Linked DNA regions of Homo sapiens: region 2 is linked to region 1. The links are chromatin loops, found by intact Hi-C in ENCODE. Cell type or tissue: ascending aorta. All regions are shown on one strand. Each heading gives the region's core, and the rest is flanking DNA. Links, peaks and the distances in the headings are about the cores only.

What was found. Peaks named below come from ENCODE experiments on the same cell type or tissue, not always from the same donor. Only the 100,000 strongest peaks of a DNase experiment are listed, where the experiment ranks them.
Region 2: a loop joins it to region 1, with 2.4 times the contacts of the local background. A loop is called at or near these places in 1 of 110 quality-filtered maps.

The regions. Positions count from the first base shown.
Region 1 is chr18:9,350,645-9,366,193 of GRCh38, reverse strand. It overlaps TWSG1 (twisted gastrulation BMP signaling modulator 1), which reads right to left. Exons shown (of 5, transcript NM_020648.6): 3 at 6,123-6,222. Among named protein-coding and RNA genes, the nearest start is that of TWSG1, 24 kb to the right of the region's middle. In ascending aorta, for the core only: no CTCF peak of the experiment used is centred there; no DNase peak of the experiment used is centred there; H3K27ac peaks cover 731 bases.
Region 2 is chr18:9,093,757-9,109,305 of GRCh38, reverse strand. NDUFV2 (NADH:ubiquinone oxidoreductase core subunit V2) reads right to left here and starts at 6,607. Exons shown (of 8, transcript NM_021074.5): 1 at 6,509-6,607. The coding sequence starts at 6,562. RefSeq lists enhancers at 5,538-6,247, 13,094-13,263, 13,744-13,813, 13,864-13,953 and a silencer at 6,520-6,879. In ascending aorta, for the core only: a CTCF peak has its summit at 5,695; a DNase peak (open chromatin) is centred at 6,715; H3K4me3 peaks cover 2,500 bases; H3K27ac peaks cover 2,500 bases.

The sequences.
Region 1 (15,549 bases), core at 7,725-10,224:
ATTAAGTATAGCAAATGATCTTGGTACTATAAAGAATCTGCTATTTCTATATCAACATTATACAAACAGTGCACCACTGAATTATAGTGTTCCACGACATGCTAAACAGGTGGCTCAAGATGAAAAAGTTCATGCTTGCCATGTTTTATTTATTGGCACAAGTTATTAATTTTTTCTTTTATTTTTTTGAAACAGGGTCTTGATCTGTCACCCAGGCTGGAGTGCAGGGGTGCAATTATAGCTCACTACAGCCGCAAGCTCCTGGGCTCAAGTGATCCTCCTGTCTCAGCCCTCCAAGTAGCTAGGACTACAGGCATGCATCATTATGCCCAGTCAATTTTTTGTTTTTTTATTTTGTAGAGACAGAGTCTCCCTGTGTCGCCCAGGCTGATCTTGAACTCCTGTGCTCATGCGATCCTCCCACTTAGGCCTCCCAAAGTGCTGGGATTACAGGTGTGAGCCTCTGGGCCTGGCCTAGTTTTTTTCTTTTCCTTTCTTTTTCTTTTTCTTTTTTTTTGAGTTAAAGTCTCACTCTGCCGCCTAGGCTGGACTGCAGTGACTCAGACATGGCTCAGTACAGCCTGAACCTCCTGGGCTCAAGCGATTCTCCTGCCACAGCCCCCGCTCCCACCCAAGTAGCTGGGACTACAGGCACATGCCACCCATGCACAGCTAAATTTTTTATTTTTTGTAGAGACGGGGTTTTGCCATGTTGCCCAGGTTGGTCTCAAACTTAAGTGATCCGCCTGCCTTGGCCTCCCAGAGTGCTGGGATTATAGGCACGAGCAACTGCGCTCAGGCAATTTTTTCTTCTAATTTAACATTTCCCATAGAATTCAACATTTATTTATTTATTTAAAAAAATTTTTTTAGAGACAGGGTCTTACTCTGTTGCCCAGGCTGGAGTGCTGTAGTGCAATCAGAGCTCACTGCAGCCTTGACCTCCTGAGTTTAGTAATCCTCCTGCCTTAACCTCCCAAGTAGCTGGGACCATATGTGCATGCCATCACACCCAACTAATTAATTTTTATTTTTGGTAAAGATGGGGTCTCCTTATGTTGCCTAGGCTGGTCTTGAACTCCTGGGCTCAAGTGATCCTCCTTCTGTGGCCTCCCAACGTGCTGGAATTACAGGAATGAGCCATCATGCTTAGGCAGAATCCAACTTTTAATGCACATTAAACATGAATCAAAAGTTACAATGTCTTAATGCCATTAAAGAGTCTATTATTAAATCATTCATCATTTCATGTTGTTCTAAATGTATTTTAAGCTACTATGTAGTAGTGTAGGATTCCATTTACATTATACAGAAAAATTCCAGCTAATAACTGCAGAAGTAATGATAAAAATAGAAAATCATTGTTCTACAACTTTTCTTCTTCTTCTTTTTTTTTTTCTGAGACAGAGTCTCCCTCTGTCACCCAGACTGGAGTGCAGTGGCACTATCTCGGCTCACTGCAACTTCTGCCTTCTGGGTTCAAGTGACTCTCCTGCCTCAGCCTCCCTTGTCGCTGGGATTACAGGTGCCTACCACCACACCTGGCTAATTTTTGTATTTTTAGTAGTGACGGGATTTCGTCATGTTGGCTAGGCTGGTCTTGAATTCCTGACTTAAGGTGATTCGCCCCCTCTTGGCCTCCCAAAGTGCTGGGATTATACGCGTGAGCCACCACACCTGGCTGTTTTACAGCTTCTAATGAAGTAGCTGACTCAGGCAATGGTCATCAAGAAGGGGTGAAATCACCAGGTGAAAGGCTGATGGGGACCTTTATCACAAAGGGATCAGACTTTCACCGTCGGAACTCATGGGATCAATTTTAGCATTACTAAAAGCAGGACGTCTGGATATTGTTTGCCTTTGTGTACACTGTACCACTGTTCCCTCCTCCCAAAAACTGAGCCTCAATCTAATCAAGCCTTCATATCTAACTTCCAGCCTATAGGAAATAGAAAAGACCAACTAACAAGTTAAATAACCAAAAGAAGCAATCAACCAAATCCAGAATGTGGTTTATTTTGAAGAAACCAATCATGACTGACTAGTTTATTCAAAAAGCCAATGGAATATTAAAGGATGGGAGAGAGGGGGAGAAGAAACTGTTTTAGAATAAAAGAAACTTAAGAAATCTAACAACCAAATACAGTGAGTAATCTTTGTTGGATCTTGATTTGAGTAAAACAACTGTAAAAAACATTTAGTCAATCAGTGAAATCTAAGTATGATCTGAGTGGTATTAGACGATATTAAAGAAGTACTGTTAAATGGCCGGGTGCGGTGGCTCACATGTGTAATCCCAGCACTTTGGGAGGCTGAGGAGGGCAGATCACTTGAGGACAGGAGTTCGAGACCAGCCTGGCCAACATGGTGAAACCCCATCTGTACAAAAAAATACAAAAAAGTATCTAGATATGGTGGCGTGTGTCTGTAGTCCCAGCTACCTGGGAGGCTGAGGCAGGAGAATCACTTGAACTCAGGAGGTGGAGGTTGCAGTGAGCCAAGACTGCACCAGTGCACTCCAGCCTGGGCGAGAGAGCAAAACTCTGCCTCAAAAATAAAAATAAAAATAAAATAAAGATGTGCTGTTAATTACATTAGGCATAGTAATGACATTGTGTTATGTAAAAATACTCTTTTTTTGAGATGTATAACTAAAGGACTTCACGGATAATAGTGAAATGATTTACTTTGTAATACCTAAGCAAAACAAAAAGGTTGTGGGGGAAGATAGAGACATATACCAACAAACAGATGAATGGATGAAACAAGTCTGGCAATGTATTAATGACTATTGGAACAGGTAGTACGTATCACTGTACTCTCTATTTTTGTGCACATTTGGAAAAGTAAAAACAGTAAAAAAAAAGAAAAAAGAGCTTGTGGGTGGAGATCTAGGATCCAAAACCCACAGGATTTCAGGAATATGTTGGACAGCAAAGATTAAAATCAACTATGGTGGTTACTCTTACCTTAAGAAAAAATCAGAAAAGAGAAGCTCTTATACAAGGGAGCCACAGGGGAAAGTTTCCTAGAGAAAGTATGTGCTGAAGTCCACAGAATGAGAGAGGAAAGGAAGGCTGCACTCTAATTTGTGTTCTCTCAGAGGTCTGTGCCCCACCCATGAAAAGTATGGGGACTATTTCAACTTAGGAAGGAGGAGCAGCGGCAGGTTTGCAAAGGATGTTAAGAGAGCCTAATTTGGAAGAGAGCTGCCTACAAGGAGGAGGATTGCTGTATAAATAGAACTGGAATATCTCAGTTTTATCCTAGAAAGTAGAAAGATTAACTTAACTTAAAATGAAAGATGAAGTTACATTATGAACTTACTCAAAGTTTAAAACTGGACATCCAACCCTTAAAGGTAAATAAGCTTTTTTTAAAAAAATGAGAACTAGCCTGGAAGCATACCAGTTGCTTCTAAAATTGTAGAGATATAAGCATGTATAATTATTCTTTCTCAGTGGAAAAAAATGCAGAACTCTCTTCCTAAAAGAAGACGCTGAACAGCACTGTCATCATGGTGTGATGGTTAAGACACACACATATATAACACACATACACTCACATTCATACACTCGCACAAACACTCTCACACACATACATACACATTATTTTAGGCAATGCTATTAATAAAAGTTCATTTGTGTATTTTGGCATCCATGTTTAAATTAAATTCTTATGTGTGAGGCTGGGCACATTGGCTCACGCCTGTAATCCCAGCACTTTGGGAGGCTGAGGCGGGTGGATCACTTGAGCCCAGGAGTTCGAGACCAGCCTGGGCAACATGGCGAAACCCTGTCTCCATCAAAACTATAAAAATCAGCTGGGTGTTGTGGCTCATGCCTGCAGTCCCACCTACTTGGGAGGCTGAGGCAGGAGGACTGCTTGAGCCCAGGATGTTGAGCCTGCAGTGAGCCATGATCACACCACTCCACTCCAGCCTAGGCAACATAGCAAGACCCTGTCTCAAAAAAAAATCTTATGTGTGTATATCAGAGATTAAGATGACTATTTCCTCTTTTTTAGTTTCACTGTACATATTAAATTAATATACAGTTAATGACCTAAAATAATTCAAAGCTAGCTGTTAGAGATACCAAGATGAATATAAGAGGACAGAGGAAAAGATACTTCTGCCCCCATTCTCTCAGAATTCACTACAAAACACTAAAGAAAAACAAGAAATGGAAACACTAACTCTATCTGTGGAGAACCTAAGAGCTAAAGGTACCTGACTGAGCAGTCTTCACACAGGCCATGCACCCCACAGAACCCTGAGGAGACTCAGGAGCTGGAGGTGCCAGAGTGGCAGAGGCAAGCCTATTCTGTGGGGTAGTTATACCTTCAGGTCCCTGTCTCTTCTTCCACAACTGTAGGAGATGAGAGAGTTAGTCTTTAGAGAAATTAAACCAAAGAGGCCCTGGACTGGGAATGCCAAAAATGGCAAAGGGTAGAGATGAGTATGGGAAAAAAACAAGGAACGTAAATAAAAGTATGCTTACTGTTTACTGTGACCTCACCCCTCAGGTTCCCAGAACATTTGCAGCCTGGCATACTGCCCCATACCCCAGCCTCAACACCAGCAGGAAACCAGGAGATCTTTCTCTAGAAAAAATGTGCAACCCTAAAGGGAAAGATCTATAGACATGAAATAGAGGGCTCGTCAGTGAAAAAGGCAGTTCATCCTCCAACCACCTTTTCGTGAGGCAAACTACATTCCATGCCCTGTCCATGGATTAAGTACTCCCAGTCCGTTTTGGAGTACCTAAATTCTACAAAGGAATAGACAGCCAAGGGTCACCAGACACCTGAGAAAATGGAAATCATGCAAGGAGTAGAAGGAAAAAACTCAACAGCAACCACAAAACAGTACAATTAAGAATCCCATAAAGATAAGAAAAATATGTTACATATAAAACAAGAACAGTATGTTCCTTAAAAAAGGACAATCAGAGAAGGGCTCTTGGAAATTAAAAAAGGAAGTAAAAATTTAAAAAATTAATACAAGGGTGAAAAGATTAGGAAATCTCTCAAGAAGTACACCATACACCCAAAATACAGAAAGACAGATAATGGGATAACTCATTTAATTAATTAGTGCTTACATTATTATGCATCAAATGAGTATATATTATTAATTCATTAGAGTGATTATTAAGGTAAATACTGATTTCACTAGAAGGAGTGATAAAATCACACTGGGAAGATTAAGAGATAAGAGAACTAAATGCTTGTCTACCATAAGAGGAAGTCAACTGATAGTTTCTAAAATCAAAGAATCAAGAGAGTAGTATAGGGTTATTATTCAGAATTATGGAAGCAGTGCAACGCTGAAAAGTTGAAAGTGGTAGTCTCTGGGCATAGGATCAAAGGCTTGGAAAGAACTGAGATGGGATTGTTTTAGTACTATGTGACTTAAAAAGTATATGCATATAGCCTATTTCGATAAAGGATAATGTAAAAAAGATCAATATGATGATATTCCTGTTCTTAAGGAGGTGATACTCTGTCGAAAAAACATGCAAAACAACAATTATAGGAGCATGCAATAAATGATCTCTCAGAAGCATAGAGGATCCTTTATCTCAGTCAAATAAGGAAGGTTTCCAAGGAAAGGGGATACTTGAACTGGGGTTTTAAAAGTTAAAAATGAGTTAACTGGTCAGAGAAGGGCTGACAGGTGTTTCTTCCTACACACGTAAGTTTTCTTTCTAACACACAAATGATAGCATTCTATAAACATAATTTTGAACCTGACTTTTTTTACTTAACACATCTTGGAGAATGTTTCTTCTTATAAAACCTACTTCTTATTAAAAACAAAAAAAAAATGCTGCTGCTTATAAAAAATTCAACAGTACAAAAACTTTCAAAATAAAAAGTTAAACATTCTGCCTTGGCCCCCCACTCCTACTTCCCAAGGATAAGCACTTTTAAATACATGTATAGGTAAATACTACTGAATACAATTGAATGTAAAAATACAATGTTCTGTATGTTTACTATATTTCACACACATACTTGTTTATGCACATAAACTACATTTATATTCCTTAAAGTCTCTTAAAGCCAAGGATTCTGTGATAAGAAATATTAAGAAGTCTCCCTTGGTATCAACTTACCAACACAGTCACAGCACTCGTCCCAAAGGGCCCCAAGACACAGCATGCACTCCTTACAGCAGGAGCAATTGCCTTCTCCCGGCCGGCACTGGCAGAGCTCCTAGAAACAAGACAGATGTTAAACTTCAAATTCCAAATAATCATATATAAAACTGCTACTTTTTAAGCAAAAAACCCTGCCATATTTGCATTTACAGTAATGTATTCTTCACATAATTTTTTATTCAACATTATTAACTATTCATCAGAACATAAATATCTACAATGTCACGTAGATTTTTTTTGGATATATTCAGTGAACATACTTTGAATGCTTTTACCTTATTTTGAAATAAGGAAAATATTTTATTTTATAATCCATAACTTGACTACCCACACCACCTCAACGAATAATTCAGTACAAGAACAAAACCTGCTTCTCAGCTATTATATTCGTTGTCCAAATTTAAACAAATAGCCAACTTGTAGGGTTCCTCAATATGTAAAATGTGAGTAAAAGAACTTTGGAAATTCTATTTTTATTGTTCCATGATACAGAAAAAAGTGTGCTTGGTATGGTAGATTATTTACAAAGAAGGTGGCAATTATTCCCCTCTCTAGGTCTCCCCTCTTTGCAATGTAGCTTTGCAGCTCCTCTGATCAAAGGACAGGGTCAATTTCTAGACCTCTTGAATTTAGGTGATCCTGAGATTCACTTTGGTCAAGAGAGTTTGGTGGATATGAGATTATGTCACTTCTGAGTTTAGACCTCAAGAAGCCTTGAGTGCATCTACTCTTTCTCTTAGAACTTTGCCCAGCTGCCATGTGAAGCCAGGATATGGCCATGTGGACAAGTCAGTCCACCTGGGGCCATCCTAGATCAGCCAGCTTCCAACCAACCAGCAGCTGCCAACAGACACAGGAATAAGGCCAGAAAACCACCCAGCTGATCCAGGCTCAAACTGTCAACCCACAGAAACAAGAGTTAAATAAATGGCTATTGTTTTAACCCACTAAACTTTAGGGTGGTTTGTTATTCCACAAGAGCTAAGATAGCTTGCTCTGTACATGAAGTTCTAAAGCAATTCCTTTAGCACTTGCCCCTGCCCTCCCCTTGCCACCAGACTGCCAGTCCTGAACAAACCCAACTGAAATGGAAATTCCATAGCCACCACTGATTACTTGCTTTCCCTGGTTTAAGATACCATATATATTTATACGAAAAACATTAATATTTTATTATTTTGGTGGAAATAACTTATGACAAAACTGATTTTACTCTCAGGCTTAGAAGGAACTTCACAGGTCAACAAAACCATCCTTCCATGTAACACCTGAATCGCTTCTATAGTGTTCCATCAACATATGGCCATTGCAGCCCACAGCTGACAAGGAACTTAACAATCCAAAGTAGCCGGTCCTAATCTTATAAAGTTTTAAGTGTTTTCTTTTGTGGAACTGAAGCCTGATTCCCAGAAGCCTGCTCCTTAAGACCCCCCTCCTCCAAATATAATTTCTCTTCAACAAAGCCGTTCTAATTTTTCATGGCACCTGCACTGGACAGTTTGGAATGTCTGCCCTGATTGGCTGCTACCTGCCTTTGATTCCCACCCTGTCTGTCTGCAGCTCTGTTTTGAACTATATGACCTTTCTTCTCTCTGGCTACAAATAATTGGAACACAGGTGAAAAACAGACTGTAGCTGGTCAATCAGATTGTCTTCCAAGATTCTGGAAGTAAGACACAGATAATTGTCAATCTCTGTTAGGAATTTGAACTAGGGGATCATACAGAGCTGGTACTGGGGAGGCCGTTTCAAAATAAGAGGTAAAAAATTATCCTGTGGCCCCCCCATTCCTACTTTCCAAAGATAAGCACCATGACATTCATGGTCACAAGGAGAAGAGAAGGGAGGGAAGACGCCATTCTGATTCCTAATAATGCTCTAGTTCTTGGCTCTAGTCCTTTGCAACCAGCTGCACTTCCTGTTCTTAGAGATACTATTATCAGTTGGAGATATTCTTCATTGATATATTCATATCAATTGGAGTAGGCTTTATTTATTTCCAACCAAAAACGCCCTGTTTAAAACAAAATGATTTCTATTTTTATTCCCCCATGTCCTCATTTTAGATCAAATACTCCCATGGTTTCTTCACTTGTTCCCCATGACATGATGTTAACCCTGCCATTAGCTTTGTCATTAGGTGAAAGTGTGGTAATCTTAAATCATCATCATCCCCATCCCCCCCCTTCCCTGCTCCTCCTCCTTATGGCATAATGTAACTAGCCAAGAAGGAGAGAATCCCACTTACCTCCTTGATTGTGAACACTAGTTTTTAAAATTAAAGAAGCCTAAAATTTGTTTGTTTGGGGTAGCAATATGCTGTCAGCAACTGTGCTACTTTCAAATCATTCCAACAAATCATTTCAGTAAGATTTTAAAAATCTGAGACCTAATGGAATGCTATTGATATGTATGTTTTTAAAAATTAACTAGTGCAATGTAACTATTATTTCTCATTTCTGTACCTCAATACCGTGCTTTCAAAATGTAAACACAGACCACAATATTTATCCCTACTAAATTCATCTTATTATATTTCTACACTATTAGAGTCAGCCCATTATTCTAATACGACATTTTTTGCAGCACCGATTTTAATTCCTTGGGTTTTGTTATTGTTTTTTGTCTCCAAAAGTCCCCTTGCTAATTATACAGCACTTTCAAGAATCAACACTTGTGCTATTTTCTAACTAATTCATTAGTTTGATATAAGTGTATATGTGTGACCTAATATATGCACATTGTAATATTTTGGTACTGCAGAATTTTGTACACTCAGGCTGCATTCATGTGACATAGACATTAGGTAACTTTGCTGGGCCTATCAGAAACAGAGGGACTGAAAGGGCAGAGACTTAATGAGAAGTATAGCTGTTTCATCACAAAACTGGTGATGCGTGATTCAGACAGGCTCAAACTTAGTTGGAAATGTAGAAAAACAGAGTTGCCAAAGCTATACTTTGTCTTTGGAGTAAAAGAACATTTTCTGAGTACGCACTTTTTAGAAACACCATCAGATAAGAATACTAACAGTCTTTTTTTTTTTTTTTTTTTTAGATTTATAAAGGTTAGCACTTAGTCACAAGAAATAAAGCTTTTTAAAAAATTTTAATTTACTTTATATGTAGAAAATATCCTTTCACTATCTTAGTTGCTTATACAGGTTGAGTATTCCTTATCTGAAATGCTGGGTACCAAAAGTGTTTTGGATTTTTGAGTTTATTTGGATTTTGTAATATTTGCATTATACCAGTTGAGCATCCTGTATCCAAAAATCTAAACTCTTTCAATGAGCATTTCCTTTGATGTCATGTCAATGCTCAGAAAGTTTCCGATTTTGGAGCATTCTGGATTTCAGATTTTTGGATTTGAAATGTTCAACCTGTATTTATATTATTAACTAAACTAAGGAGAAACAAATTAGAAAAGTAACAAATCTATTCAAAGAATATAGTCTCTCCTTTTTCTGCAGCTTCCAAATGGTAGCTTGCTAAATGAATTACTGTATATTATGCCAAATAATTTTTTTAAATGAATGTCAATTTAATAGTTCCCATTAGAGAAATCTGAGTCTGTGAAGCATTCATTATGCCTTTTACTGTCAGGTATTTGTGAAGTGTTTTAAACTAGAATGAAAAGGTGGGTGAGAATGAGATTACTGCGAACAAACAGAAAGTTAAAACTAACGGCCTATTTAAAAGTCGCTTGAACTTGCCCAGGTTATCTAGCTCTGAAGATTAAATGTATTTCACACCCTCTTAATAGATGCCTGTCCTGCACTTTTACATACTGGTGTAAGAGAGTAATATGCTGTAGTCATATGCTTACTGCTTTATAATTTAGTGATAGAATACAACGTTAAAAGCTATGGTAAGGAGAAACAAGAGGGAAACGACAGAGATAAGCTTTCATTACTGTACAATTAAAGAGACAAAAATCCAGTTTAAGACTTTAATGGTAAAAACTACTATTAAAACTTGTTGGACACCAAACAACAATATCCTGGCTAATATTTTTCTTTCTTTCTACATTACTACAGAAAAGACTAAAAAACCATTGTCTTAATAAAGCAGAAATTTAATCACCATAAATTAAGAAATGTTCATAATTTGGGTAAATGAGCCTCCACATACATCAAATACTCTCTATTCTTCATAACTCACGTCAGCATTCTTTTTAGGAGATGGGCAAATAAGAAAAACAAGCTCTTCAAACCGACCTTTTGAAAACAGAGTTTGTGCCTGAAAACAGCATCTGTGCCTTTTCCATTTTCAAAAACACACCTCTTACTTTTCAGGAGAAATATAATAGGCAAATTTAATAGATGGCATTTAAAATCTTACTGCAAATCAGGAGAGCAAAAATATGTCTACTCTATGACTACTGTTTTTAAGTCAAGAAACAAACTGAAACAATGAATTTCCACATGCAAATAATTATAAATAGCAGTTTTATGAAGCTCATCAAGTAATTCATTCTTTTCTATTCATTCTACATGCCCTTAAAAATCACATTATTGAATAATGTTTGGTTGTGAACATATTTAGAAATGTATAATATTTTTAACAGCAAGCAAGCTGCGGTTAGGATGAATGTTTCTAAATATAATAACATTTGTAAAGTGCTTTGAACTCAAGTATTGAAAATAGAAAAGAAAAAACAACTCAGAACAACTCTCTGTGATGAAACAAGGATTACAGAAAAACATAAAAACTGCCCCATTTAAATCAAGCAGAATCTGTTCTTCAGAACACTTAAAAAGAAAACTTTAGGCCGGGTGTGGTGGCTCACGCCTGTAATCCCAGCACTTTGGGAGGCCAAGGCAGGCGGATCACAAGGTCAGGAGATCGAGACCATCCCGGCTAACATGGTGAAACCCCGTCTCTACCAAAAAATACAAAAAATTAGCTGGGCATGGTGGCGGGTGCCTGTAGTCCCAGCTACTCAGGAGGCTGAGGCAGGAGAATGGCGTTAACCTGGGAGGCGGAGTATGCAGTGAGCCGAGATGGGGCCACTGCACTCCAGCCTGGACAACAGAGCGAGACTCTGTCTCAAAAAAAAAAAGAAAACTTTACCCCTAGCTGTTTCACTTATAAGAACACATGTCTTCTATAACCAGAAAGGCTAAAGTCAAGATAAAAAGAAAGGTTTTACCAAAATTTTAAAAGTATTTCTTTAATTATATAAGACTTTGGAAAATATCTACTAGAGTAGAAAGAAAGAACCCTAAATTCCTCCCCCTTTGGTAAATTCCTATGCATGTCTAACAAAATAATGATTATATACTACCTTGATCTAAAAAAATAGCATTTCTCTATCATAAAAAATCTGTCAACATAATTTAATCAGCGCATAATAGTACATCAATGTGCCAAAATTCAGAAACAGTGATTAAATTCTTAATCCTTTCCACACCTTGTCCACTTTCTCATTTTTTATCACCTTCATAAACTTCATCAGTTTCTATTTTACTATTATTTCAAAGTCTCCACTCCTTAAACAGAAAATACGGTAGAGTTGAAATTTAGAATCTTCTCTTTGGACTGGGTTATTTATATATTTTACTAACCTCACTATGACTAAATTTGGGTTCTGCTCAGTTGAATGGAACATGTGATCAAAACTAAACACCAAGTTCCCTGAAGTCCAAAATAAAGACTGACTCAATGCTTCCAATTATTTACTGCTACCACCTCCCCCAAAGTCCTTAAATGGGTTCTATTTAACCCTTATAGGCACTGTGCTAAGTATTTTATATGCATTGTCTTGAATCTCATAAAGATTCATGTCGTTATTATCCTTATTTTTTAAGTGAAGTCATGAAATTTATACAACTTCATTCAATTAGTGGCTAGAATTTGACCCCAGTTATGGTTAGGTATTCCTGTTTTGTAAACATTAAAATGAGAAATATAAAAGTTATTTTTCATTAAATTAACATTTTAATAATTACAGTTATTACTCTCTTAGAAAGAATAAGCCTATAATTAAACTTAGATAATTCTTTAGATTGTTTAATCAAAGGCATTATTATATCTTTCACTCTCAGTACCTGAATACAACTAGAAATGCTATTGCCCAAGTTTAATCATTGTTTGTAAAGGTAAAATTGGACTCATTGGCTAAGAGTTGCAAAACCAGTGACTTGGAATGCAATACTTAATTTTTTTTGTTGTCGCTTCAGCTGGTTAATGACTATATCTTCTGCTTCCCTAGTCTGCAAGTCACAGAGAAAGTGTGGTTGTTCCTCATGTGGAGAAGAGAAGGCTGAGAATGAGTGGTTTCATGATTTCTGTGAGTTCACACAACTGCGGCTTTGAAACAAGGTCTTCTGACTCAAGGCTTTTTCTACCACCACTGCTCTTGCATGTTAGAGGCAAGGTAATATGGAATAAGACATCTTCTATGTGTAAATAACTATGCTAGATGTTCTTAAAGTTTGGTAGACACGTTGTTCAATAATTTTATGATGGAAAAAAATTAAAACTTTACACTAAATGGTAAACTGAAATTTATACATTTGAGCTACTCTCTATTGACCAGTATGAGTATTTAGAGAGAATTTGGCAAACTGTTTTCAAAGCTTATATGAAATGAAAGTCTGGCAGGATGAAAAGTTTGAGGGAAAAATCTAATCATTCAAAATGTATTTTACTACATTTATATTAAGGAAAACCTTCAATATGACAGAGAATTTCAAATTTTTAGATGCCAGAAGACAGATTCGATCATCTTTAGAGAAGAATCTTATTCCATATACAGTCACGCTTTATCGCTTAAGGATAGGGATACATTCTGAAAAATGCATCCTTAGGCAATTCTGTTGTTATATGAATATCAGTATATACTTATACAAACCTACATGGTAGAGCCTGCTATAACCCTAGGCTATATGGTATGGCCTATTGTTCCTAGGCTACAAACCTGTACAGCATGTTACTGTTCTGAATACTGTAAGCAATTATAACACAATGGTAAATATTTGCATGTCTACACATATCTAAACATAGAAAAGGTACAATAAAAATACAGTATTATAATCTTATGTGACCACCATCATATATGTTGTCTGCCATTGACCAAAATGTTGTTACACAGTGCCATGACTATACAACTGATGCTCTGGTCAGATATTAATTATTTATGCAAAATAAATTGAGGGGGAGTATATTTATCCAAGATTAAGATTAGACTTTAAGAGTTAACATTTATTGTATGAACTCCCAAATTTCTAGGCCAGAAATGGAAACTAACAACTTGAGGAAGAATCTTATTAATATTGACTCTCAGTTACTGATAAATATTTCCATTCTTGTTGCAAAGATCTGAGAGATTTGTTAACCCTGTTGCTATAATAAAACAAGGAAACGTCATTGAAAACAACATTATATTCTAGTAAAGATAGCAAATGACTTGGACTTACAAGATCTGGTTTTAAGCCCATAAGCTGTTTGCAACCCTGAGTCTCGGTTTCCCAGTCATAAAAAAGGAATGGTGTTCCTGGATTTTCCCTTACAAACTTGGGCATCCCAATGAGATAACGAATATCAAAATGCTCCGGTGACCCAGCAATCCCATTCCTAGGTATTTACTCAAGAAAAATTAAAACATAGGTCCATAAAAAGACCCATATGGGAAAGTATCAACATCATTCATAATTACTGAAAACTGGAAACCACGCAAGGTCCAACAATCAGTGAATGGATAAACAAATTGTAGTACATCCACACAAAGGAATCCTACTCATCAATAAAAAGGAAAGAACTACCCAACACACACAATAATATGGATGAATCTCAAAGCATTATACTGAATGAAAGAAGCTAGACAGAACAAAAGGCTATATACTGTATGATTCCTTTTATATAACATTCTGGAAAAGGCAAAACTATAGAGAAAAAAAATCAAATCAGTGGTTGCCAGGGGCTGAGGCTAGGGAAAAAGCTAGGTCCAGCTACAAAGGGGGCACAAGGGAATGCTTTAGGGTGATGAAAAATATTCTCTATCTTGATTGTAGTAGTAGTTACATGAGTACATGTTTGTCAAAAATCATAAAACTGTACATCTAAAAACAGTGAACAGGCTGGGAGCAGTGGCTCATGCCTGTAATCCCAGGATTCTGGGAGGCCAAGGTGGATGCATTGCTTGGGCTCAGGAGTTTGAGACCAGCCTGGCCAATACAGCGAAACCCCATCTCTACTAAAAAAATACAAAATTAGCTGGGGGTGGTGATGCGTGCCTGTAATCCCAGCTACTCAGGAGGCTGAGGCAGGAGAATCACTTGAACCCAGGAAGCAGAGGTTGCAGTGAGCTGAGATGGAGCCACTGTACTCCAGCCTGGGTGACAAAGCGAGACTCTGTCTCAAAAAACAAAAAAACAAAAAGACAAAAAAAAAAAAAAAAACCCAGCATGGTACACTGGGGTTTCTTCATAAATTTTAAAGAAATAAACCTAAACTGAAAAATATAAAGCATTAAGTTGGTATTAAAGCAATGCAGAAGACAGTTCTAACTCTGAAAATATATTGCTTTAATTTACTTTTAACCTAAAACTGAAATTTTCTAACCAAACATAATTTTTTTCAAAGAAACATAAAATAATGCTAGTGAAAATGTAAAACACAAAAGTTGTATATACCATAAAATTGTTAAAAATAATCTAAACAGAGAATAAAAACCAGAAGGAGCTATATCAAAATAGTAAGAGTAGTATGTGTTTGGATAATAGGACTAAGAACGTTTTACTCTTTTTTTCTACTTCTCTGTATTTTCTGAATTTGGGGGTAGAAAATATATTTTTATAATAGCAAATAAACATTTAATTTATTTGGATATTATGACTTCTTAAGATCCAGTTTAATTAATGTTTGAACAATTACAAAAGATATTTAAAAACACAAACTGAGGTTCTTAAATTAAGGAAACTAAGTATTTATAATGTCTTGAGCTAAAAAACAGAAATGTAGGAATAAATCTAATTAAGTATTTACTTGCATATTGTGTAAGCATAAGTAATCAATGAAGCATTATATTATACCTATGCTGACACTACTTTTACTTAGGTCAAATGAGTATTTTAAAATAAATAAATAAATAAATAAAATATTCAATTAGCCCCTATTCAAAAGAATAAACAATTATAATTAGATTGGGTTATAACAAATCTGTTTTGCCATAATACTCTTTAAGGAGGGCATCACATGAATCTTCAAACCCAGGAGAGAAATATCAACCCAACCTCATTAGCATGTTGTTCTTTACAAATTCTAACTGATTGGTAAACTTTTGTCCTGAAAATAACATACACTTGAATGAATCAGTATTGAAAAGAGTACTTATTTTTGGCTAAATAAGTCAGCATACAAGTTCATGTATATATATG
Region 2 (15,549 bases), core at 4,566-7,065, 250 kb after region 1:
TTTCCTTTATTAGAGGCCAACTAAGGCAAGGAATATACCTTTTAGATGATCCCTAATATTTACAGATTAAATCCACCAAGATATCTATTTGCCTGTGCAAGAGTCACAGTGCACACATGAAACATCTCTAGTGAATCCAAAGTGGTCTGAGGTCCCTCCGTGCCTTCCTCTCACTGTTCACAACATCTGCTGACTTGTTACCTACAGCCTCCCCTATTGCCAGCTCAAGCAAGAAAACTGAAACCTCCTAAAAAAGTCAGGGTCTGCAATACATTCATTCAGACTAGGTAATTTTACATTTAAAAAAAATCCTTGAGGCTGGGTGCAGTGGCTCATGCCTGTAATCCCAGCACTTTGAGAGCCGAGGCAGGTGGATCACTGGAGGTCAGGAGTTTGAGACCAGCCTAGCCAACATGGTGAAACCCCATCTCTACTAAAAGTACAAAAATTAGCCGGGTGTGGTGGCACGCACCTTTAATCCCAGCTACTTGGGAGGCTGAGGCAGGAGAATCGCTTGAACCCGGGAGGCAGAGGTTGCAGTGAGCCAAAATCACGCCACTGAACTCCAGCCTGGGCAACAGAGTAAGACTCTGTCTCAAAAAAAAAAAAAAAAAAATTCCATGAAAAACAAAAGTTTTTCAGTGCATTTTATTTTAACAAAGTTGATGCTGGGTTAATAATTGTGAAATCTATTTCAAGGATAATCATAAATACAAATGCTTACTCTATGTCAGATCTCATGCTATAAACTACAAATCTACACTATAATCCATTTATTCCTCTCAGCAAGCCTACCAAGTAGGTATTATTATCTTGTTTTACAGGTGAGAAAATTAAGGCTCAAAGAAGGGGGAAAAACTTTCCCTAGCTCACACAGCTAAATAAATGAAATGCCACATACAGATTTTCCTGACTTCAGTACATGCCTTAACCACTAAAATTTAAGTTTTGCTGTATTTTCAGATAGAAATAGGAGGACTTTTACAAACATCCTCCAAATAAAGTTCCATCAGTAATTTACCTAAAAATGTTAATTCAGGTTAAAATGTAAGTAATTTTTACCATACTATGAGAGAATTAACAAATGTAATTTGGCTAAATTTTATATTATAGAAAAGCTGCATGAAGAGCCCAGGTATTACAGGCACTGTGCATTACAGATTAAGATAACAGCATTAATGATTCCAGCCATCTTGACCATATATTAAAGAAAACATTCTTTAGATATCTAAAATCCCACATGGATATAAGCAACAACCAATTGTTCTAAGGACAAGAATAATTTATAGAAATGAAATGCCCATCCAGTGGACCCGGGGTTCAGTCTCACCTCATGCACTTCAGTGTCTTTGTATATGTAGCTAGCTATACCTACAGCATTATCTCAACTTACACCTTCCACTCATCCATCATGACCAAGGTTAACCTCCTCCTCTTACCCCTTTAAAGCCCCTAAACCTCCATCTCCTACCCCTTTAAAGCCCCTAAACCTCCATCTCTTTTCCCTAAGCAAAGTGAAATCATTTCCCTAGTCTGCTTACACTGGTACACCTTTTATTATTAGAGTGCCTATTAAATTTAAATCTTCACCATACATAGTGATTTCCCTTAGCAACTTCAATTGTTTGAGCAACTTCAGAAAGGTAGATTAAAAACAAAACAAAACAGGACTTGCGAATAAACCCAGCCCTTACTACTGTGTGATCTTGGGCATTTATTTGTCCAGCAATCTTCATATATCTCACACATAAAATGGGGTAACACCTAGCAAAATATCCGACAGATAAAGCCACCTTCCCCCTAACCAAAATGTGTGTAAACTGTCTTTGATGTTTTGTAATGAAAGACATTTCCTACAACTGATTTATAACATGCTTCCTGAACTGATTCAAAAACTAGTGACAAGGTTCCTCATTGGAAAATCAGACTGACTGTCACTCAATAGGTTATACAGCATGGGCAACAGACCTGTAATTTATTACTCAATGTTCTGAGCACTAAGGTACTAAACAGTGCCCAAAGAGAAAGGAAAGTCAACTTTTTATTACTTTGAAATGGAAACTGAGTTCAAGTCTCTAATAAAAAGATCCGAGTCTGCAGTTTGCAATAGTGGCCTACTGAACCTCACTGCATAAACTAAAGTTTGTTCATTCTCTCTCTCCTTAAACTGCTAATTTATGGCTATGGCAGGCAGAATAATGGTCTCTCAAAGATAACCACATCCTAATCCTGGAAACCTGTGAGTATTAGTTTACACAACAAAAGAGAATTAAGGCTGCTAATCAGCCGACCTTAAAATAGGGAGATTATCCTGGATTATCTAGGTGGGCCCAATGTCATCAATCACAGGGTTCTTACCAAGAGGCAAGGAAGGATATGTGATGAATGCCAGGAGGGTCGAAGTGATGTGATATAAGAACTAGACTTGCCTTTGCTGGCTTTGGAGATGAAAGAAGGGGCCAAGAGCAGCCTCTAGAAGCTGGAAAAGCCAAGAAAAGACATTCACCTCTAGAGCCTCCAAAAAGGAATGAAGCTCGGGCTACACTTTAATTTTAGCCCACTGAGACCTGTGTCACTTTTAACCTACAGAACTGTAAGGTTAAAAATATAATGTTTTATGCCACAAAGTTTTGTGGAAATTTGTTACAGCAGGAATAAAAAACTAAATGTTTTGGGGTGTTTTTCCTACATTAACTTCTTTAGAGTCCTTTGAGTCACAATGGAGATACACTGGGACATTACAAAATCAAGTTTAAGAATCTCTAATGGAATGGGGAAAACATTTCATTGTACAAAACTTAAAATTTGGAAGGAAAAGTACCACCACACAAGATGGCATACTTCTAGTATGGCTAAGTAGACACTGTCAGGGCAAACCACTGAATAATAACTATAAACTCTGGACAAAATATTTTATAAAAACAAAAGCTTTCTGAAGGCACTGGGGAACAACCAAACAGGCAGACACAGAAGGGGAGTCTACATTCATAAAAAACCAATGAGGTTTTTGTTTTTTCTTCACATCTTTTAGCCTGAAGGCAGGCCTCAGTGAGAGTTTGGAACAACAGACATGGTAAAGTGGGAAATCCTAGAAAAGGAAGAGCCAGAAAGGGGGAGGGAGCCCTATACATTCTGTATATAAATTCTACGGAAATCTCTGGCTGAACCCTGAACCATGCATGTACATGCTGCAGACTCCAAGGAGCCTAGCTAAAAGAACGGAACCAATATTTGATCTGCTGCCCACAAGGGATATGGATAGCAACAACAAAACACACTATTTGGAGGAATAAAACAGGATCTAGAGCCTCTACAACGTATCATTCACAAAATTCAGCATACAATCCAAAATTGTTCAACATATGGGAAACAAACAAAAAAGGAAAACACATTTTCAAGAAAAAAATCAACTAAGATTACCAGACACAAACTTCAGGACAGCTATAATCATGCCTAAAGACATAAAGGAAAATATCCTCGATGAATGAAAAAATACACAATACAGATGGGTCGCTGACTTACAATTGCCTGTCTTGCAAATTCCCAACTTTACAACTGTATGAAAATGATAAGTATTCAGCATGCTCCTCGATTAAGTCCAGATAACCCCACTGTAAACTGAAATTTACATACTTTCAATTTACAATGGGTTTAATCAGGATGTCATCTCATTGTAAGTAAAGGAGCATCTGTAATTGAAAATGCCACCACAACCCTCTCACCTTCGAAACTACAATAGCAGCTTGGGAATGAGGCAGTGATAAGTTCTAAAGTGGCATCAACATTACAGAAAAACCATGGGCAATTACTGAAGAAGGGAATAAACTTATTCTGATTATCTATTACTCCATAATTTATAACTTTTAGTCAATTACTACAATCACCTATGAGGTATTATCTCAGTTTACAGAAAAGAAAAATGAGGCTCAAAGAGATTAAGATGGCTCAAGATCACACAAACTAATACTTAATTCTAGCCATATTTTAAGCAATGATGAGCTGAAAAGCCTCGTCAAGAGAATGGCAGCTAGCAAAGCAGAAATTAGATTAGGCAATTTCTTTGAAAGCGTAAATAATCTTTAAAGGTTTCTCATTTAGGAAAGGAACTTAGGTAGACTTTTCTTGTACTTTTCTTGATACTTGCTAGGTTTAATGTGAAATCTCACTACTTGTGAAAGGTTAGAAGGGCCTGGTTGTATAAGTAATAGAACATCCTCACAATGGAATGCTATGTAGCATTAAAATGACAGTATAGAAATGTCTACTGATAAGGAAAGCTGTTCAGAATACATTACAAAAGAGCAGGCTACCAAACAGTATAAATACCTTTCCATTTTTGTAGAAACAAATTGTCTGTAAGGTCTGTTATGTGTAGACATCAAAATGTTAACAATGGTAATTTCCAGGTTGACAAGACAATGGATGATTTTTATTTTTTGAGCTTACTCTACTTGCTAGTCTCAGTATTGTTTTTTCTACACACGTATGACGTGTGTAATAAAAATTAAACTTATTCATCAACTCAAATATTTATTGTGTACATAGTGCATATCAGGTACTATTTGTTTAAAAAAGGGGGGAGGGTGGAAGGGGGAGGGAGAAGGGGAGACGGATGGAGAGAGAGAAGGAAGGAAGGAGGGAGGGAGAGAAAGAGAGTTCCAGAAACATTAAACCTGGATTACAATGGTCCTCCACTACCTCAAGTTGTTCTTTTTCATTAAAACTGCTTTTCAATTTATACTTCTAGCCCCTTTGCCTCAAAAACAAAAGAAACAAAATCTACAAGCACTCTAATTTCTTTTCTTTCTACCATGTCTGATCCTCATCATCTTTCACCTAGCATTCTGCAAGAGCCTCTTATCTACTTAGTCTCCCTGTTTCTGGGTCCAAATCAAACCCATTCCACCCTCAGTCCTATCCAGTGACCTATCCAAAACAGAAACCACATCTTATTCCTCTACTTTAAAACCTTTCACTGACTCCTGACGGCCTCTAAAATCAAATTCTTTAGTATGGCACGCCAGGAGCTCCAATATCTGGCCCCTGTCTCTCCCTTATTTCATTTGGGAACACACCTTACCTCCAACAGCAGAGGGTGGCTTCTCATACATACCGATCTTTTTCTTGCCAACAAGACTTTAAGTTGTCCTTTCCACCTAGAATACCCTCGGACCCCATGCCCAATCTGTTAGTATTACCTTCAGGAAAAATCTTATGCACCTTGAAACCACATTGGATGACCCTATTCATCTCTCTAACACTGTACTTTTACATTGTCTCAACCTTAAAGTTCCTCTTACATGAGACTATCAATTCCAAAAGAACGGGAACTGTCTAAATCTTTTCCTTATCTGTAATATGAGGAAAAAGTAATACCAGCCTCAAAAATGAGATGTGGAATGTAGATATTTAACTCGGTGCTTGGCATACAGAAAACAGTTATCAAATGACTATCATTATTATCCACACTGTTAACTAGAGCTCAGCAGTGCATGACGTACAGTAAGACTTCAAATGTTTATTGAAAGACTGAACTCTGCAAAAAGGAATATTCCCATTTTACAACTGAAGAAACTGAGGAAGATTAACAGCACAAAGTCATAGAGCCACAAAAGGCAGTTAAGCTAACATCCAAACTCGAGTCTAACTCTAAAGCCCTGAATTCATTCTCAATGAATATACACTAGCTCCCTCTTGCTGAGAACTGACTTAACCTATTTCACTCTTAGAAAACAAACAAAACTAAGGCTTCTTTCCAGTATTACTTGTGTAACAGGCCCTGTTGTTATAATCGACATTTCTGGAAATCTGCATTTTTAGATTAACGTGAAGGAGTGTTTCAACTTCTCTGCAATTCAATTTCCTTGCCTACCATGAGATGTACTTGGATCTCAAAAAGATCATTTAATCTCTAAAATCCTGTGGTTCTTTAATTGGGTGCTGTTATTTGCGGCGCCGTTCTTTCAGAGTTAGTTTGATACCGTTTATTTAGCCAGCATTTCCGATATGCAAAGCACAACTGCAGTAAATCAAACATTGGCCACCCTTTTCCAGCCCTAATGAAGTTCTCCCTAAGCCTTCACGAAGCAAGCCAGAGCTCTCCAGTATGCTGCAACCTAAAAGCATCGAGGTCACTAGGCTTGAAACGAGAGGTGCCTCCTTCGGAGCGACGGTCTTCGAAACTGATCTGGCCAGAGCAGGCCTAGATTCTGCGCTACAGCAAAACAGCAAAAACAAACAAACATATATATATATATCACCAAGCAGCCCCTCTTTTCTGTCCTCCTCGACCAAACTAGGAGTACACTTCCCAGTATGGCAACCCTCCCTCGGGGCTTCTCACGGTGGGGCTGCAGCGGCCTCCCTAAGAGGGCTAAGGCCGCAGTGTCCTTGCCGCCGCCTGCAGGCCCGTGCAGAGCCCAGGGCTCTCCTGCGCCCAAAACTAAGGGAGACACGGAGAGCAAGAGAAGGGCGGCGGCAGCGCCGGGCTCAGCTTGAGCCTCCTTACCCAGTGGGCGGTGAGGCCAGCCGCCCGGGCCCGGAGCGCCGCGGAGAAGAACATGGCGGGCCACACTGTTCACCTTCCCCAGCCGCGCCAGGCGAGAATCCCGAGCGCGCCCAGGGCGCACAGCGTGCGCGCTCCCGACCCCAGGCCTAGGCGACCCGGACGGCACGCCGCTCCCTTCGCCGAGGGGCGGGGGCTGACGGGAGGGAGCGAGGGCGCGCGGGGGCTGCTGGGGCCCTGTGGGCGGAGACTTCCCGGGGGAGGGGCGGGGACCAGTCCGTGCTCGGAAAGGGAGGTGTCCTACGGGCCGCTGCAGGGGTCCCGGCCTTGAAAAGAAGCGTCCCGGAGCTGCACCTTGGGCTCCTGGGTAACGAAGCGCCCGCCTGGATTTATAGGGGTGAGCTTCCCTCATGGAGAGCCTTGTGAGGATTAGCCACCTCCTCTTATATTGCTGTTAGTTAAAAATAAAGTCGGGTTGCAACCCACTATAAATCTTATTCTACATGTTACGAATTCAAGACACAGAGGGCTGCTATCCAGTGTGCTAGCCATAGACACCAAATGTCTTGGTTCCCAATCTTTTGCATTAGAGATATGTGCGACATATTTAGGGGTTAAATGGTATGATGTCTGGAATTTGCTTGAGAATAGTGGGGAGCGGGAGGTGAAAAATAAAGCAAGTTGGCCGTTAAGTAAGGCCATAGAAGCTGCATGGTCGTTCTTATTTACTATTCTCGGTACTTTTGTACATATTAGATATTTTCCATAATAAAGCTGAAAAAAAAACCCACTTCCTTCTTCATGTTTGTTTGGTTATCTCTGGAAATTCCAACAAGTATTTATTCAGTAACAGCTCTAATGTGCACAGCACTATTTCCTGGTGTGGACTTCCTCTTGATTTTTTACGTCACTGCCTTCTTTTCTGGAGTGTCACGTCCTGTACCCACCCCCTTCCTTTTGCCCATTTTCTTTGCTATAATAAACTTGTGAATAATTTCTAGAACATTCACAGCAGCACAGGGATTTTAAAAATTTATCCCTCATTAGTTTAAAAACTCAGAAATATTCCATTGCAACCCCTATGAATCATATTTCGCAAATCACAGAATTCAAGACACAGAGGACTGCTGCCCAGTGAGCTAGAAATAGATACCAAATGCCTTGGTTCCCACTCCTTTGCCTTATATTTTATGTTAGTTTGCCTCTCCTAAATTAGCTTCAGTATTTCCCTTTAAAAGGAAAAGACAGTCTGGCCCTTAATGTAAATGTATTTTGTTATAAAGTTACCTAAATACTTATACACCTGGCCGGGCGCGTGGCTCACGCCTGTAATCCCAGCACTTTGGGAGGCTGAGGTGGGCAGATCACGAGGTCAGGAGATCGAGACCATCCTGGCTAATACGGTGAAACCCCGTCTCTACTGAAAATACAAGACATTAGCCGGGCATGGTGGCAGGCGCCTGTAGTCCCAGCTACTCGGGAGGCTGAGGCAGGGGAATGGCGTGAACCCGGGAGGCGGAGCTTGCAGTGAGCCGAGATCGCGCCACTGCACTCCAGCCTGGGCGACGGAGCGAGACTCCGTCTCAAAAATAAAAAATAAAAAATAAAAATACTTATACACCTAACACTATTGTGCACATACTTACTGTTCTTATACAACTAAAGCCAAAACATGTCACAAATACTTGATGGATGAGATAGACATTATATGGATTCTTTTTGAATCTGTAATGCATGCTTTTACTGGATTTTATTAGGGCATTCTCTGACTCCCAATCCAGATTAGTCCTCAAGATACCGTCCCAAAATATGCCTGCCCGCACTTTCACTACTACATTTACGACCAGATTATAACCTCCATGGATGGAGAAACCTGCCCTTCCTATATTGTTTGGTTCAGCAACTTGCACTATACTTGGCAAGTAGAAGGCATTCAATAAATATTTGTTGTCTGAATGAAAATCTTGCCCATAGTGCAAATATTCTGCCTACCTAAAAGGGTTAGAATTATGCTCATTTCTATTTGTCTTAGGTCAGAATTATGCTTGTTTCTATGTGTATCGGTGAGAGTGCTTTTCGCTACAAGTAACAGGAGTTCTAACAAGTAGATTAAAGGATACTGGGTTCATTTTCTCACATGAAAAACAATTCCAGAGGTAGAGTAGCTCCAAGGTTAGTTAATTCAACCTTGCTCAAGGATGTCTTCAAAATGTTTAGTGGCTTCCATCTTTTTACTCCAACATACTCAGCCGTGACTCCTATTATAGACACAAGATATCTGCAGCAGTTCCAAGTATCATGTACAAATGACAACATTCCAAAGAAGAAAAAGAACTCTTACCTCTAAAGTGTCCCAGATGTTCCTCCAGCAGCCTTCTTGTCTCATTGGCTTACAAGACATAGTGGTTAAGAGGGAATACTCTAGAATCAGACTACGGGGGTTCAGCTGCTGCTTTCTAGCTGCGTGACTTTAGGCAAGTTAGTCTCTCTGGGCTTTGGTTTAATAATGGTACCTTCCTCATGGCTTTATTAGGAGAATGTGAAAGGAAAATAAATCTCGGGACCCCCAAATCACTAAGCCAAGGGAAAAGACAAGCTGGGAACTATGTCAGGTAAACCTACCTCCCATTTTTTTCCTAAATAAGATAGCTACAAAGATAAAAAGCTACATACCTCCCTCACAATTTGCCCACAAGAAAATTCCTTACGGACAAAGTACAGACAGATCTCGATGTCATCCCTCTGAGGCTTGCGTGAGACAAGAGCATATCTGATTGCTTTCTCTGCCCTATTGTTCATGTAAAAATGCAAATGCACTGAGCCAGACTAAATTTTGTATTCAGTGGAGGGCTGATCAAGGACTCAAAAGAATGCAACCTTCTGTCTCTTATCTACTTAGGATTTGGAAGCTCTCCCTCAAGTTGTCTCGCCTTACCGAAGTGAACAGATGTACATCTTACACATATTGATTGATGTCTCATGTCTCCCTAAAATGTATAAAAGCAAGATGTACCCCAACCACCTTGGGCACAGGTCGGCAGGACCTCCTGAGGCTATGTCAGGGTGCGTCCTTAAGCTTGGCAAAATAAACTTTCTAAATTGATTGAGAACTATCTCTTTTGGTTTACAAGAATGAAATTGAAGTGGCATCACCGTCTGGAGTAAATATCCAGGGTTCAGCATCTCCTGCCAAGAGGATTAAGGAAAGGGACACATGTGGGTGGGTTAAGGAGCGGAAAGTTTAATAGCCAGAAGAAAGGGGAGAGGAGAGCAGCTCCTTGTAAGACGTCTGAAAAAAGGGACATGGGCGGACCACAGCAGATTTTATAAGCAGGTTTGAGGAGGCAGTGTCTGATTTATGTAGGGCTCACAGATTGGTTTGACCAGGTGTAACGTTTATGTAGCAAGGGGAAGGCTGGTCTCCCAACCCTAATCTTATTATACAAATGGGCTTTCCACTTGGGCAGTGCCATCTAGTCTGCTCCTTACTGTACACGTTGCTGGCAAAAAGAGAAGATGGGGCCGCCACTTTGAACATGCCTCATCCCAGGTAGTATATTCCTATGGGCACAACTGCCAGAATTCACCTGTGCAAGCTCCTAGTTTGCTTGTCTGTCTGCAGCTCGATTTTACAGGCTGCTCTTTGTTAGAAAAGAAAATGATTGGCGGCTGCTTTTTATTAAAAGGGAAACCTTACTGAGGACTCCCATACCCTCACTATCTGCCTAAGCAATTTCTTCTTAACTCCTGTATCGAAATGAGTTGATACCTTTTAAAGTTCTTTAAAAAGTACCTAGCACAGAGTAAATGCTTAGTAAGTGTTAGCCTTCATCATCATCATCACCATCATCAGAATAGAACATTACAATATTAAGATAATTAAGCCACTAATCAGAAAGGAGAATGGAAGGGCTAGTTTGGGGCCCATTAGCTCCTGAACAAAATAGCTCTGCCAGCAAGGAAGGGGCTGAAGAAGTAAATCTAGGTAGGCAACTAACGGGATCATCCACAGTAGACCACCGTCTTTTTGAGTTCATGACCTATAGAGAAAGTGTATATCCCACTGGTGCCTGACACTAATCAAGGACTTACCAGGTGCCCCCAATTTCTATTACCTAGGAACAGAACCAAAAAGTGCAAAGAGTAATGTTTAAAACATTAAGGATGTGTGCTAAGGGAGTGTCTAACCTGTTAACACCTTCTTGAAGATGTTACAGAAAGTAAGATGCTTTTAGTTCAATTCAACTTTATTTCAATTCAACTGCCAGTAAGTGTGGCACCACACTGTTCACCAAGTCAAAAGACTTGTTAATGTCCAGCATGACTTTGGCTTATCCTTAGCCCAAATATTTATTAAGTGAGAATGTCAGAATGGATATCTTTTACACCCAGTAACGTAAGTTAATTTCTGGAGCCACTCCACTTATAAAGTAGCCTCATGTGCAATCAACTATTCTCAGAGTCCTTAGGATAGAATTGTGGGGGCTGTTTGGAAAATTCCTCTTCTTCCTCCCACTATCAAAGTCATTATTTCTGGACACAGACCAGCATGGACATCGATGATTTCAAGTTACTGACCTAACCCTACAAGCTTGATTGAAATTGGCTTGATTATGTAATGAACCCATAGTGAACATCATGGCTGCCTGGTTTGATATATTCCACTATTCTAAGTTGGCACTAGTACCATAAGCCCAGGGAAATTGGCCCTAACTATAGTGGTCAAGCCATTAAATAAAGAATGTGTGGGTGTTGGGGGTGGGGAGTGAGGGACTGGAGGCTGGGGGAGCTAGAATAAAGTCTACAGGGATGACCAAATGTGGGAACTTTGACTCTCTCATTCTTGATTTCTTAGCCATTTAAACCATCACACATAGGCACTATCAAGGACGTGGTGTAATGAAAATCATGAGCTTTGTAATTGGATTTGAATTCTGACCTCGTCACTTACTCGCCTTTGTGAAGCTTTGGTTCTCAGTTTCTGAAAGTATAATTAGAACATTAAATCATTCAGTTTATGGAAAATGATGAACATGGTGCCTGGTACACAGTAAGAGTTCAGAAAAGCTTTGGGTTTTTGTTTTTGTTTTTTGTTTTTTTTTCAGTATCTAACAACTTGTCTGCTCCATCTATGGAACACTTTAGTCAGGCTTTCTAAATTGTGATTAACTCCTAAGTCACATCCTACTTATTAAAGCAGCCACAGGTAGATCGTGCACTCTGGCTCTCAGCATGCCCTCACATAACAATACTGACGTGCCTGCCTTGCTGGGTTTTCTAATGAAAAATGTGAGCTGCAGGCCCAGTCCTGCTTTGCAGGGAAAGGGAGCCAGTTGGTATAAAGTCAAAACTCAATGGAAGGGAAAAATGGGATAAGGTTACTGCTGGGTGAGAGACAGAGAGAGAGAGAAGTATTTCCAGCAGGAAATTGGAGCATGTAAAGAAGAATGATCCGGTCACATTGGTAAACTGAAGTGTTAGACCCATTTCACATTGAGGTGAGGGGGGACGTGAGGTTAGCGAGTGAGTTCTGCATGATTCTTTCAGATTCTTCTCAAGTTATTCTTGCATATTCGAGACCAAAAGGGAAAATGAAAATCAAAACAGCCAGTAACTTAATTACATAGACTTCAAGAACAGATTGTTTTAAAAAAATAATATAAGCAGAACGTCACCTAAGCCATTATCAGATTCACATCGCTCGTTACTTCCCCAACATGGGACTGATCCTAGCAGCTTCTGCAGCTGAAGTGAAATTTTCTATCAGAATTTGATCCATGCTTCCCTAGCAAGTAGTCAAAGTAATTAAACAACAATGAATGTAATTCTTGCCTGATAGATTTGCAAATTGCTGATCACTGTTGTTGGTAATGTGTGGAGCTACATGCTCTCATTGGTGATGGTAGGAGTGTGATAAGATCAGCCTCTGGAGAGGGTAATTTGGCAATATGTGTTCGGTTTCTTAATATGAATTTATCCTAAGGAAGTAACTGAAAAAGTATACAAAAATGTTTATCATGGTGTTATTTGTAATACTGAAAACCTGGAAGCTATATAAATGACATCGGTAGAGAATTTATTAAATAACAGTACAGCCATACAATGGGATATTGCTCTGCAGATTTAAAAATAATAATGAAAATATTTATTGTAAAGAAAAGATGCCCATAATGTGTGGCAACTTAATAAAAAAAAGATTACAAAACATCACATATAACATTACTACATTTTCTGTATATGCATAGGAAAAAATATGGAAAGGTAAAATGTTAATGAGAGTTCTCTCTGAGTGATGGCATTAAAGGTAATTTTCATTTTTTTCTTTATGCTTTTTGTATTGCCTGATTTTATTTCAATTAACACATGCTACTTTATGGTAAGAAAAAACAAAGCTATGTTCATTTTGAGAAATAGTCTAATAAAGGAAAAATAAAAGTGAAAAATTGAATAATTCTCTTTTATATTCATTTCTTTTTAGTGGATATAAACCTCTTTAGAGTATACTTCTTTTGATTGCTATTAATTTTTATTCGGGTTTGAATTTAGGGTATTGAGGAGTGTGGGCTGAGAAGAGGGAAATGGGCCAGTTCTTAGACTCTTCGGGCAGTTTTCATTCTAGACAGAAGAAATAGCTCTGGACTCCCTCCCTCAGGCTGCTTCTTAAAATCCCTGTAAATATTTGAATTCATGTCTTCCTTGACCAGTTACAAAAATATTCATGTAAAGTTTCTTTAAATAGTCAATTTTCTTGCACGTTAAAATATTCCTTGACTAAGAAAAATCATATTGCATCTCAGTGGTTCATTTGCTGTGTATGCTTGTGTGGTGAGATGTAAATAGTCTAAGCTGTATAATGAAAGAGTGGTCGGAGCAGGATGAAACTGGTCAGAAAAGACTTTCATTTATTCATTTACTATGCAAATATATGTTCAGCTCCTCTTATATGCCAGGCACTAGGGCACTGGAGATACAAAGGCAAAAGACATAGCCCTTCCTGGGAAGACCTTACATGCTGGCAGGGAAAAGATTATAATACGAGTGTATGTGCAACATGAATTGGGAACTTAGAGAGGAAGGAATCCCAAAGTCTTACTGGGGATGTCAGATGTCACAGGGCGTGTAACACTTGAAGGTTACACAGGAATTTGCCATAAATAGGGTTTCTTGGAGGTATGTTTTCACCTGAAAGAAATGAAAGATAAGCATTGCTATAGAGCAGTTAGAAGGTCAAGGTGGCACATAACAAACCTAAACAGATTCTGATAATAAAGGTTAGAGGAGTCGTTGTTCCCCTTCTTCCTCTGGGGCCCACTTCCTGCCAGGTCATTTCAGTGCATAGTAACAGAGGCACATGATGTTGGTGCGGAGGCTTTCATCGTCCTTCGTGGATGCTTTTGGCAGGGCCTTGCATACTATGTGTGTGAATTGTTGCGTGCTAATGGCAAGATGACATACGACAGAACTTTCAAGCCAGATAATAAGGGGCTTTGCTATGAGAGCAGTGGAATGACAGGAACTATTGTGTGGATTCTGAGATAGCCTGACTTGGTGGGTCCTGGTATCAACATTTTAGAGAAGGAAAGACTAGAAAACATCTTGTCCAATCTCCTCATTTTATAGGTTAAAAAATAAAAAGTTACTGAGAATGCCAAGATCTTAGCAACCACCTTCTTCATGAATAAATTATTGAGTGTGATAGTTTTGTGTAGTGGTGCTCTATAAACCTTAATGGGAAGATTCATTTTGCTCATCTGGCTGGCAGAGAAGTCCTGCTTAGTTACCTAGCTCTAGCTCATGTGTTTCTTATGTTTATATAGTCAAAGGTCAAAAGCTGACTAAGAACAGACGAGTTCTTTCCTTTTGCATCATTTTTCAACTTTTCAAAGGGCTTAAAATAAACTATCATTTTCCACTATTTACTTAAGGGATTTGTTTTGCAGTATCCGTAGTTCTTGGTAACCTCCCCCCGCACCCCACCACTACCACCCCATTGTACTTATGAAGTGCACAATCTGATTCTTACTCATCTATCAACATCTAAGGAATGCTAGTGTTAATATGTATGGTTTAAGTCACCCAAAACGGAATAAGAATGTTGAATTGGCCAGTAATGTTTGTGACTTTCCACAAATATCTTACATGTATAGAATCAGGAAATCACTCCTCCTAAGACAGAGATGATAGACAAATTTATCAAAGGAAAGAGAGTCTGCCCTTACTTTCTCAGGGACCATACCTACAGCAGGGTGTGAAAGGCTGGCTTCTAAGATAACCATAGCAGGCCAATTTGACTTTGTGTAAGCATGTGACGCAGGGGAATGGAAAGTGGTAGGGCTAGCATCATTTAATAAACATGTACAGTGGTTACAGAAATTCCAAGTTTAGCTAAAGGCCTCCAGCAACAAGTGTCATGGTGTATCTAAATAAGAAGAGTCATGAAACGCAATATGAAATTATCTATTAAAAATATTGGCCAGGCATGGTGGCTCGTGCCTGTAATCCCAGTATTTTGGGAAGCTGAAGTGGGAGGATCACTTGAGGCCAGGAATTTACCATCAGCCTAGGCAACATTGTGAGACTCCGTCTCTACAAAAAATTTAAAAATTATCCAGGCATGATGGCATATGCCTGTAGTCCCAGCTACTTGGGAGGCTGAGGTGGGAGGATTGCTTGATCCCAGGAGTTTGAGGCTGCAGTGAGCTATGATCATGCCACTGCTCTCCATCTTGGGCAACAGAAATGAAAGCCTGTGTCAAAAAAAAAAAAAAATCAGTTTACTCCAACTGAGGCTTAATCGGGTTATGCAAGTAGGCTATCTTTGTGAATATTGATTTTGCTTAAAAATAAGAGAACCACTCAGAAAATCTTTGTCATTTTTATGGAATTTCCCAGGAAAACAGTACATATATGTACTGAAAGAAAGCTGGAAACGAAAGAGAGAAGGAGAAAGAAAGAGAGGTGGGAAGGAGGAGAAAGAAGAAGAAGGAGAGAAAGAGAGAGGAAAAGAAGGAAGAAGAGAAAGAATGAATGAGGGTAAGTATTTT